Regions from separate parts of the Homo sapiens genome. Here region 1 is linked to region 2. Evidence: chromatin loops called from intact Hi-C (ENCODE). Cell type or tissue: sigmoid colon. All regions are shown on one strand.

Region 1 (5,000 bases), 150 kb before region 2:
AACAGAGGATGTGGAGAAATAGGAACTTTGGAGAAATAGGATGTGGAGAAATAGGAGCTTTTATACTGTTGGTGAGAGTGTAAATTAGTTAAACCATTGTGGAAGACAGTGTGGCGATTCCTCAAGGATCCAGAACTAGAAATACCATTTGACCCAGCAATCCCATTACTGGATACATACCAAAGGATTATAAATCATTCTACTATAAAGGCACATGCACATGTATGTTTATTGTGGCACTATTCACAATAGCAAAGACTTGGAACCAATGCAAATGTCCATTAATAATAGACTGGATAAAGAAAATGTGGCACATATATACCATGGAATACTATGCAGCCATAAAAAAGGATGAGTTCATGTCCTTTGCAGGGACATGGATGAACCTGGAAACCCTCATTCTCAGCAAAATATCACAAGGACAGAAAACCAAACACTGCATGTTCTCACTCATAAGTGGGAGTTGAACAATGAGAACGCATGGACACAGGGAGGGGAACATCACACACCGGGGCCTGTTGTGGGTGGGGGCCTGGGGGAGCAATGGTGTTAGGAGAAATAACTAATGTAAATGACGAGTCGGTGGGTGCAGCAAACCACCATGGCACATGTATACCTATGTAACAAACCTACATGTTGTGTACATGTACCCTAGAACTTAAAGTATAATAAAAAATAATAAAATAAAATAAAATGTCTAGTACAGTGCCTGCCAATATAAAGGATTCAACCATGTGAGTTCGCTGCCTCCTATCCCTCCTCTTTGCCTGCTTGCAGGTATCTGGATGCACCTTGCTATTTCCTCTTATCCAGGCACTGGCTTTCGGATAATGTCACAGGTTCCAGGGCCAGGGGATTACTGGGTCCCTGTGAGGTGCCCAGAGTCTTAGAGCTGGGGGGCATAGGAGATATCTTGCCTGGGCCAGGCCAAGAGAACATTCATTCCTTCGTGTTCACAGGGGGTGGCCTCTTCAGGTGTCAGTGAGCAGGCTGTGGTGTGGTGGAAAGAGTTCTGAACCCAGGAAGCATGGCTCGAATTTAGGCTCTGCTGGACACTTGTTCTGCCACTCCACTGGGCAAGTCACTGGGGACCATTCAGTCCCACTTGCTCATCACAAAATTCTTAATGGCCAATACAGGTAGAAATACCTGTATTGTGTGTGTGTGTGTGTGTGTGTGCTGCAAAGAGTGATGTCAACACAGGGCCTCATGAATAGTCATGAGGAGTTAGAGCACAGAGAAGGAAACCCAGCCCAGCTAGAATGGCCACAGCCATGCAAAGAACCCAGCAGCATTCACTTTCCCTCATCTCAGAGTTCCATGCTCCGTCCACTCACCCGATCTGCTTATTAAAGGCTCAGGCTTAACTTCTGGTGGTGTTCACGCCATGGTTTCTCCAACGCCTTGGCAGACAAGGCAGTAGCCTGCAGATGCTTCAGGGTCTGGATGTAGTGCAAGCCTCTTCATGAATGCCACTCCCTAGAACTCACTGGGTGTAAAAGTATCACTGCCTGATTGGTTTCATCAGCAATAATGTCCCCTGGCTTTGTCAATAGTCAGGGCTTTCACTTAGATGGGATCTCAGAAAATGTGGCTAAGTCTTTTGTTTCCAGAATCTCATCCACAGCACTCCCAACAGGCTCTCACCCTGCTTGTCACAGATTTTCATTGTGAAAATCTCCAGTGACAGTGAACTTACCACTTTCCACACAGCCCCCTCCACGGAGAGCTCTTGAAGAGAGCTGTTGGCCTCATCATATGAGATTTATAAATAGGCAGCTGTGGTACGAAACACAGAGGTTTAAGAACAGAGGGTGGAGCTCAGCCCCTGGTGGAAAATGACATCTGTGACTCACTCAGAAGAGCAGGTCCCTCTCAGCCTTTCTGCCACATGGAGCTGGGATGCCCAGAAGGAGCTCTCCTGAGGATGCCTCACTGAGGTGGGGTGAGGTGAGGCCTGATGGAGGCACCAGCATGGCCCATGAGCTCTAGAAGAAGGCTGGGCTTTGGGTGGGCACCTGAGCCAGCCACACCAGGAAGGGAATACTGCCTAGTGCAGCTGTTCTCAAACCTTATGGTCTCGAGAGCCTGCTATACCACTGAAAACCACTTGAGGACCCTAGAGAACGTTCCTGGATTACATCTACCAACATTACAAATTAAAACTAAACATATTCTTTAATATTTATTTGGTAATTTATTAAAAATAATGAAAATCAACACTTTTTGTTTTCTAAATTTAAAAAATTGACTAAGCATCACTTTTACATTTTTGTAAATCTCCTGAATGTCTGGCTTTCTAGAAGATTGCATTCCATCTGTTACACTATCACACATCACCCAGCCTCTGGAAAACGCCACTGCAGGCTCATGAGAGAATGGGGGAGAAACAGGCTAATCATATCTTAATATTATTGTGAAAATAGTTTTGACTTTGTGGATCCCCTGGAAAGGCCTCGGGAATAGCCAGGCCAAACTTTGAGGACCTCTAGCCTAGTGATTAAGAAAATGTATTTTGGTGTCAGATTGCCTGGATTCAAATTCCATTTCGGCCCCCCAGTAGGTGTTCAATAAATGTTAAATGCTATTATTATCATAACAGGGTACTCAGTGTATTCTCAATGGATTTTATTTTTCAAGCACAAAGTCTGGAATCCCCCAAAGAAGGATTCAAAACAGTGCCTCAATTTCAGTAATGAGCACTATAGGTTAATATTGTCGCTGTATAAATGTGTATCATTGTTGTTTCACATTTGCCTATAGGATTAGTATAGAATGAATCCTAGCAACAGCAGGCAACTTTGCTAAACATATCCACTCCCTGATCGGAGGACAAATGCATCCCCCACCCCCAACACTGTGAGCCCTTCGGCCAAATTTTTAAACCTCACTGAGTCTCATTTTGCCCCTTCTGTAAAATGAAGTTCATAATAATACCTGCCTCATAGGTTTGCCATGAGAATTAACAAAGATAAGGATAAAACATACACTTAGCCCAGCATCTACACATAATCAGCACTTGATAAATATTAACCAAAAGTTTTTTATGGCAGTTCTGAAAGCCACCACTAGGGCTCAGATATCTGGAATTACCACAAGGGTATTTGTTATTGATACAAAAATAACTCCCTGGGTGAGCCAACTGATGGGATTTTGGATGAGAATTACTGAATTATATTTCTGGAATTTTTGTTAGATGCCTGGGTCCTCAGAGGCAACATATACCAATGGTCCGCCTTCACAGACCCCTTTGGGAGTGTGCCTGTTCTTTGGACGCTGGCTGCACCGGCAGGCACACCAGGTTCCCACGGGCTGAGTCACACACTTGGCAGTTTTGCCGGCTCAATAAACATGGCTTTCTCATCTGCCAACTCTGGCGCTGTGATGAGCTCTGGCCACACTTTAAAGTATAGAAGGCTTTGTAGCCTCACCGTGCTCAGAGTACAAAGCCCTTCTAGCTGTGGACAGCCACAGCTTCTGGAACAAGGATGATGGAATTAGCAGCGAAGACATTAAAATGTTATTTTTAGCAGTGTTCCAAATCATTACGACTCCCCACCCCCCGTAATGTCCTCTAAATCCTTCCTGACAGTATATGTTTATTTTTCTTTCCTGAGAATTATTAATTGGTAACCCAACAGTTCAAATATAGTTTTCAGCTGGTTCCAGAAATTCATTTCTTCATCATAGCACTGTGACCTTCCATCATATGACTGGCCACTATCTACTTTGTGGTTGAGTCATTGTTGTTCAACAGCGCTACAAACATGTATTGAACTCCACCCATTTACCAAACACTGCACGTGGATATGAGGGTGGGCCACATCTGGGCCGGGCCCCGGGAGCCAGGTCTTGGGTGACATGGAGACAAATAGACAAATGCACAAATAAACAGCCGCAGTCAGTGGAGCATGTGCAGGGGAGGGTGGGGGACAGGGCGCTCGGCAAGGGCACCTGAGGCTGGCTCATTTTAGCATCAGGTTTCATTTCTAATGTCACCTCTGCCAAGATGTGCTCCCGCCCATCGTATTTGCAATAACCCCCTTGTCCCTGCACTCTGTCACATGGGCACATTTTATTTTTTTCACAGCATTTATCATTATTCAAACGTTTTATTGATTTGTTTACTTGTACATCACGTATCACCCCTACTGAGTAGACACCCAGTGAGCATTTGCTGAATGATCAGTGGAGTCTCTAAATGAATGAATGAACTACACACTCAGTAGATGTCAAATTAAATCATTATTCTAAATCACAAAGGCAATTTGGGGGGAAAGGTTAAAAATGGCTAATGTGATATATGTAATTACTGTCTCCAACGTATCAGAATTTTTCCATGAAAATATTGATCAGGGGTCTTCTATGACTACAGAGGAAAGTGGAGTTAAATTAACAAGAAGAAATTTTGAGGCATGGCCCTACATATTAGAAACATACATCTGAGTAAAGACTTCAGTTCTATAGACTTTGGGAAAAAGTGACCACATTATCCTTTTGGATGGTCGATCCCTTCACCTGCCTGAAGGCAGAAGGCTCAACCAAGTATAGGAGTCTATGAGGCCAGCAGAGAGTAGCCAGCCAGCCAAACCCCAAGGATGCCTCCAAGACCTGCAATCACATAGAGATACAGGTGTGTAGAACATATTTATTTGTAAATGCATATAAATACATGGACATATTTTAATATATTTACATATATGTACATACACCCACAAAAACAGAGAGTATAAATATTGGAGGCAGTTTAGCCAGTCCCACTGGAGCCACTGGGACCCCTGACAGGTAGCTCTCTCCTCTGTCCCAGTGTTCAGGTGCTCCTGCCATGACACACTCTGGAACATTCTTGCTACTAATAAACAGTGAGTTCATTAGCTGGCAAAAGTGCCATGTACATTTGGAGCATTATTGCAGAGTTGGGCCACTGTTCCATGTTTCCGGAGATTTATTCACCCAGGAAACATATACAGAGTCTCTATTGTGTGCCAGGCCTAGGCATG
Region 2 (5,000 bases):
CACTGTGACCAGCTCAAAAGACCACCAGCCACGAGCATGGGAATCAGTGCTGTCAGCCTGGGCCACCTCTTCAGACTTCCGACCCCTCCCATCAAAATGGTGTTGCCAGGGAGGGGTTTTTCTAAGCCAGGGTGGGGTTTGGGTATGAATGGGAGATACAATTGTCCTCAGGTATCTGAAGGTCCTCCTGGGGGTTAGGAGAGATTAGATTTCTGGAAAAGGAGAACAATCCTGGTGGCACCGCTGCAGACAGGGAGTCACAGCACCTTGGTGTGTTCCTTCTCCACCCCCAGGGCTGGGCCTCTCTGATCTACCTGGTTGGCTGATCCCTTGGTGGGGGGGCGGTGGGGGGGGCGCTTCTTAAAAATAGAGCTTTCCAGGGTGCATCCCAGGAGATTCTGATGAGCAACCAGGTTTGGGACCCCCTGCGAGGAAAACAGTGAAGCACCAGCTGGGCACTGGAGAGCTGCTCTGTTTTTAATGATTCTTGGATGCAGCACTAATGATCACTCAGCAAGCGAATGATTCCCTGGCAGGAAATGGGACCCTTTGTGAAGTACATTTCCTTGCAGGATCCCTAAAGTTACAGTCGATAAATTCTGGCTGCATCTTCCAAAGTGTTTTATTTCCCATCTGAGGATGGCTTCCAGCCAGGAGCATCTGGCCAGGGGGACTTATCCAGGGTAAAACCCCACCCTCTCCGCCTTCCCCACTCCCTCGCCCCTGTCAGCAGTGACTCTCTCCACAGCCACTCTGCTCTGGGCTGTGTTGAAAGTAGAACCTATAAAAGTCATGGTTGAGCAAATTCCAGAGAGAATGCTTCCCAGACAAACTCAGCAGCAGAGAACATATCTGTATGCAAAGAGTCAGGTTACAATGGAGGCAACTACTTGGATAATAGCCTAAGGAGAAATTCCCACCACCCCGACTCCCCCGCATCCCCGACCCCCTTCCCTGCCCCTGCTTTGTTTGTCATGCTGTCATGCACAGATTTGAAGACTGCAGTCTTGCCTTGAGTTTTCTGCTTCACCAGCAGATGTTTCAGAGCATCACTGGGTGCTGTGCTCTGTGCCAGGTAGGGGTTTATAAAGGAGGCTCAGGTACAGTCCCTGCCCTGTGGAGTCCACTGCTGGAGAAAGATAGATGCTTACATGACTAACTGTAAAAGCAGCGTCACTCCTAGAATAGCCCATTTCTAAAGTAGACCTCCCAGCACTCTCCCTCCCCTTGCCTGGTTTCATCTTCCCCACAGCGCTTGTCCCTCTAGAAATGACTAGCTCAGTACTCAGTAATGAAGTACTGGTGCTTCATCTTCCCTCTTACAAATAAAGCAATGTGAGGGGAAAGACCAGACCTTTAGACCCTGGCCTCTCCCAACCATTGTATGTGGGCTGCCCAGGGGGCATGAGAGTGGCTTTCTGCAGCAGAGGCGTTGGGAGGCTCTGCTGAGAGGGTGGCTGCTCACACACCGCCAGGATCTGGGGCAGAGGCTGAGGGAGGACCTGGGCGGCCACAGCAGCTCTCAAACCCAAGCGTGCATCAGAATCTTCCAGTGGGTTTGTTCAGGCACAGATTGCTGGGCCCACTTCAGAGCTGCTGATCCAGTAGGTCTAGGATTTCTAGCACGTTCTCAGGTGATTCTGTGGCTACTGGTCCCTAGACCACACTTTGAGGACCGCAGAGAGGTGCATCAGCATGGCCATGACAGTGAACTTAGTGAATAGCTGCAGGGTGGGTCCAGTGACGGACTTCTTAGAAGCTATGCCAGTGACCCCCGTGAGAGAAGACAGGACTCTGAAACAGGCTCCAGCAGTGGGGCTGGAGAACAGAAAGGAAGCACCCAAGACACATGCGACAGTGGAATCAGTGCGCTGGTGGGAGGCGAGGAAGGAGTTCGAGCAGCGGGAAGGATGGAAGTGCTTTGGACCAAGATGGGCACTGGGTGGAGGAAGGAATAATGTGTTCCCTTTGGGACCTGCTGCTGTGAGGGGCTAAGGAGACCTCCAGGTGGAGATGCTAAGGAGGCAGTGGGAAATGCTTTTAAAACTCAGGAGAGCAGCTGGCGACGGGTACAGATGCTGGGGTCTTCTGGATAGGGGTGTAAGCTGCCTCAGTGGGGCTGAATGAGAGTCCTTAAGCGGAGAGAGTGGTGATGTGCTTGGAAGCCAAGAGGCTCTCACTCGTAGGGGTGGTTAGAGAAATAAACAAGTGGAGTGCTCCAAGGCTTGTGAAGGACAAGGGGGCATGACCCCAAGAGAAGGGGTTGTGTTTGAGGCATGAGTTAGAGGAGCTGGTCTCCATATTTTGAAGTGGATAGTTGTTCCACTCCTCATCCTACTGTGTGCAATTTTATTTTGCCTCAGTGACAGTCACTTTACAGCCATATTGGTGCAACATGCATTAGCAAAAGAAGTGCATGCCGCGTGCACGTGTGTGGGTGCAGCAGCAGCTCTCCGCAGCAAGAGGTAAACAAGACAAGCACTACGGTGGTTCAAGTTGAAGCTGGAGGTCATTTTTTGCCCCTGTAAGCTGAGCCCTGAAGAAGAAAGTCACCATGTATCCATCTTGTTACCTTTTTGGATTTGACGCTGATCCAGATCCTCCTGGGACCTTCAATCCGCTGCTTTTACAAGGATGAAAAGGATTCTGATGACTTTTTTTGAACTGTTTGGGCAGGAATGCTACAGAGAGAATCAATTTCTGTGAACTGAGAGTCCCCAGGTGATAATTTGGTGTTTCACACACAGGCAGTTTTCTTTTTAATGTGTGGTGCTTGTTTAGTCATCTGGCTCTTGCAAACCCTAGTGTTTGAAAAACAGGGATGTAGTTCAGCAGTGTCTGAATAAGGCTGATGACTCAGAATCATGCAGTGCCTGGCTTCTCAGGCCGCCGCCAGCCGGGACTGCTTTAGGCGCGAACCCACGCTTCTGACCTGTGCTCTGTCTTTGCAGTTCTGCACGGAGCTAAACCAGCCGACCCTGCCCAACATCCGCAAGTGGAAGGGGCCCCGGGGATGCTGGAAGGCTGTTGTTGCTGAGAAGCCCTCGAGTCAGCTCCAGAAGGTACCCTCGTCTGCAAAGCCTGGCCTTTCCCTTCATTTAATTTATACATACTTTTCCCCTAATCAAGGGCATTTAAAAATTTCCTTTGCCAATATCCCCGGTTCAATTTTGTATTTCTGCCCAATTTTTAAATCCTTGCCATTCATTTCCAAATGCCCTGGTTTTCGGTTCACGTTTAGATTGGGAATGGACTCCTGCCAAGAAGGAAATGAGAGCTTAGGGTGTTGGGAGGAGAGGAGGGGAGAAAGGCAACAAATGGGTATTTCTGTCCTTTGTCCTTCTAATCCCTTCGCCACAGTTCTGTCTTCTGCCAAGTTTGTGCAGAGCTCATTACTCGTTGACTGAAAATTTCAGATTCACCTTAGTTCACACATGAAGTATTTGCTTCTAGTGGTAGAAATTATGCACATAATTTCAACATAGAAATGTTCTATTGAAATGTTCAGCAGATTTTGGTTTTGAATTTTCTTTCATCAGTATCACCCATATGAGCAGGTAAGGGTAAATCTCTGTAAATACACGTTTTCCCTCATATTATTATTCAAGGCCAGATTTATTCACCTTGCAATGCTTAACATCAATGGAGTTTTAGATTTTTAAACAGACTCCTGATAATAACCAGGAGTTGAAAATGTATTATTACATAATTTTCCTATAAATGCAGATTTTTAAATCCCTAGTATACCTAACATGCTTACAAACACATGTGATTTATACTTAATATGATTATGTTTATAATGTAGGCTCTTAAATCATAAATGTATACTGGATTAAAAGTGGCCATTTTTTGACAGTAAGCCCCTACTCTCTTTTTAGCTACTACTTAAAGAGGTACATGTAAATCTTCTGTCTCTGGGTTTTATGTTTGGGGGTGTAAATGGCTCCTGCAGCTGACAGTGAGTCAGCACACATTCAGAGAAGGCTGGAGATAAAGCTGAATTTGAATGCATCTAGTTCAGGGTTCTCCCTTCCAGTCCACGTGGAAATAATAAGAATAATACCACCTTCCTTTTTTGATCGCACTTTACATGTATGTAGGTGTCTGAGCTTCACAAGCCTTTTATAGTCCATTCAGCACTGCATTCATTCAACAAATCATTAATGAAAGGTGGCTATGTACCAGGCATATTGTTTCATGCCAGGTACACACTGGTGAGAAAAACTCCATGCCTGCATGTTTTCACTCTTTGCAAGACACAGTGGGGATCCCGGCTGGAGCCTGACCTGGCCCCTCCCGCAGGGAGTGCACAGCCTGTTGGAGAGCAAGACAGGTAACCCCATTCCAGGTCAGGGTGTCAAGGCCATTGGAAAACAACATGAGGTTGCAGGGAGACCCGAGTTCCATCCACCAAAACCTCTCGGCCTCAATTCCTTCATCTGTAAAATGGGAGCGATAGCCCTTTCTTAGCTCACCTATAGGGTGGCTATAGGATTTTAAAAGATACTATGCATTGGAATGCATCATGAACGTAGCGCAGGCCAGGGCCAGGCGGAACGGGCATGAGGTGGCAGGCTGGCCGCCTGCAGTGGACTGAGAGAGCTCATGCCTGGCTCTGGCTGCTGCTGGGTCCATGTCTACCCAGTTGTTACCCTGCAGTATTGTGGGCCCAATGTGGCCAAACCTCCCAGTTTCATTTTAATGGGAAATTTCCTGAATTTTAAAGATGAACAGATAATCCAAAAAAATTTAAACACTATGTGAATCAAACAGAATATATCTGCAGGTTGAAAATGTTCAATCTCTGTCCCTAGACAAACATAAGAAAGTGGGCCATTTCTCCGATGCCTGAAATTCTGCCCCAGGCATCTTCTCCCCAGCTCCCTAGGGCTTACACGATAGCCAGAGGGGTGGTTTCCAGCTGTGAAGGTGAAGACCTAGTAAGATGAAATGATTTGCCCACAAGCCACCCTTTTGCAATGTGAGGTGCTCGGACCTGA

The links. Peaks named below come from ENCODE experiments on the same cell type or tissue, not always from the same donor. Only the 100,000 strongest peaks of a DNase experiment are listed, where the experiment ranks them.
Region 1: a loop joins it to region 2, with 6 times the contacts of the local background. A loop is called at or near these places in 2 of 110 quality-filtered maps.

What each region holds. Positions count from the first base shown.
Region 1 is chr7:36,125,468-36,130,467 of GRCh38, forward strand. No RefSeq gene overlaps it. Among named protein-coding and RNA genes, the nearest start is that of EEPD1, 25 kb to the right of the region's middle. In sigmoid colon, CTCF peaks have their summits at 3,068 and 3,267; DNase peaks (open chromatin) are centred at 3,354 and 3,874; H3K27ac peaks cover 537 bases.
Region 2 is chr7:36,278,164-36,283,163 of GRCh38, forward strand. EEPD1 (endonuclease/exonuclease/phosphatase family domain containing 1) reads left to right here. Exons shown (of 8, transcript NM_030636.3): 4 at 2,952-3,062. Among named protein-coding and RNA genes, the nearest start is that of MATCAP2, 87 kb to the right of the region's middle. RefSeq lists an enhancer at 2,921-3,582. In sigmoid colon, a CTCF peak has its summit at 2,784; DNase peaks (open chromatin) are centred at 298, 688 and 2,908; H3K27ac peaks cover 897 bases.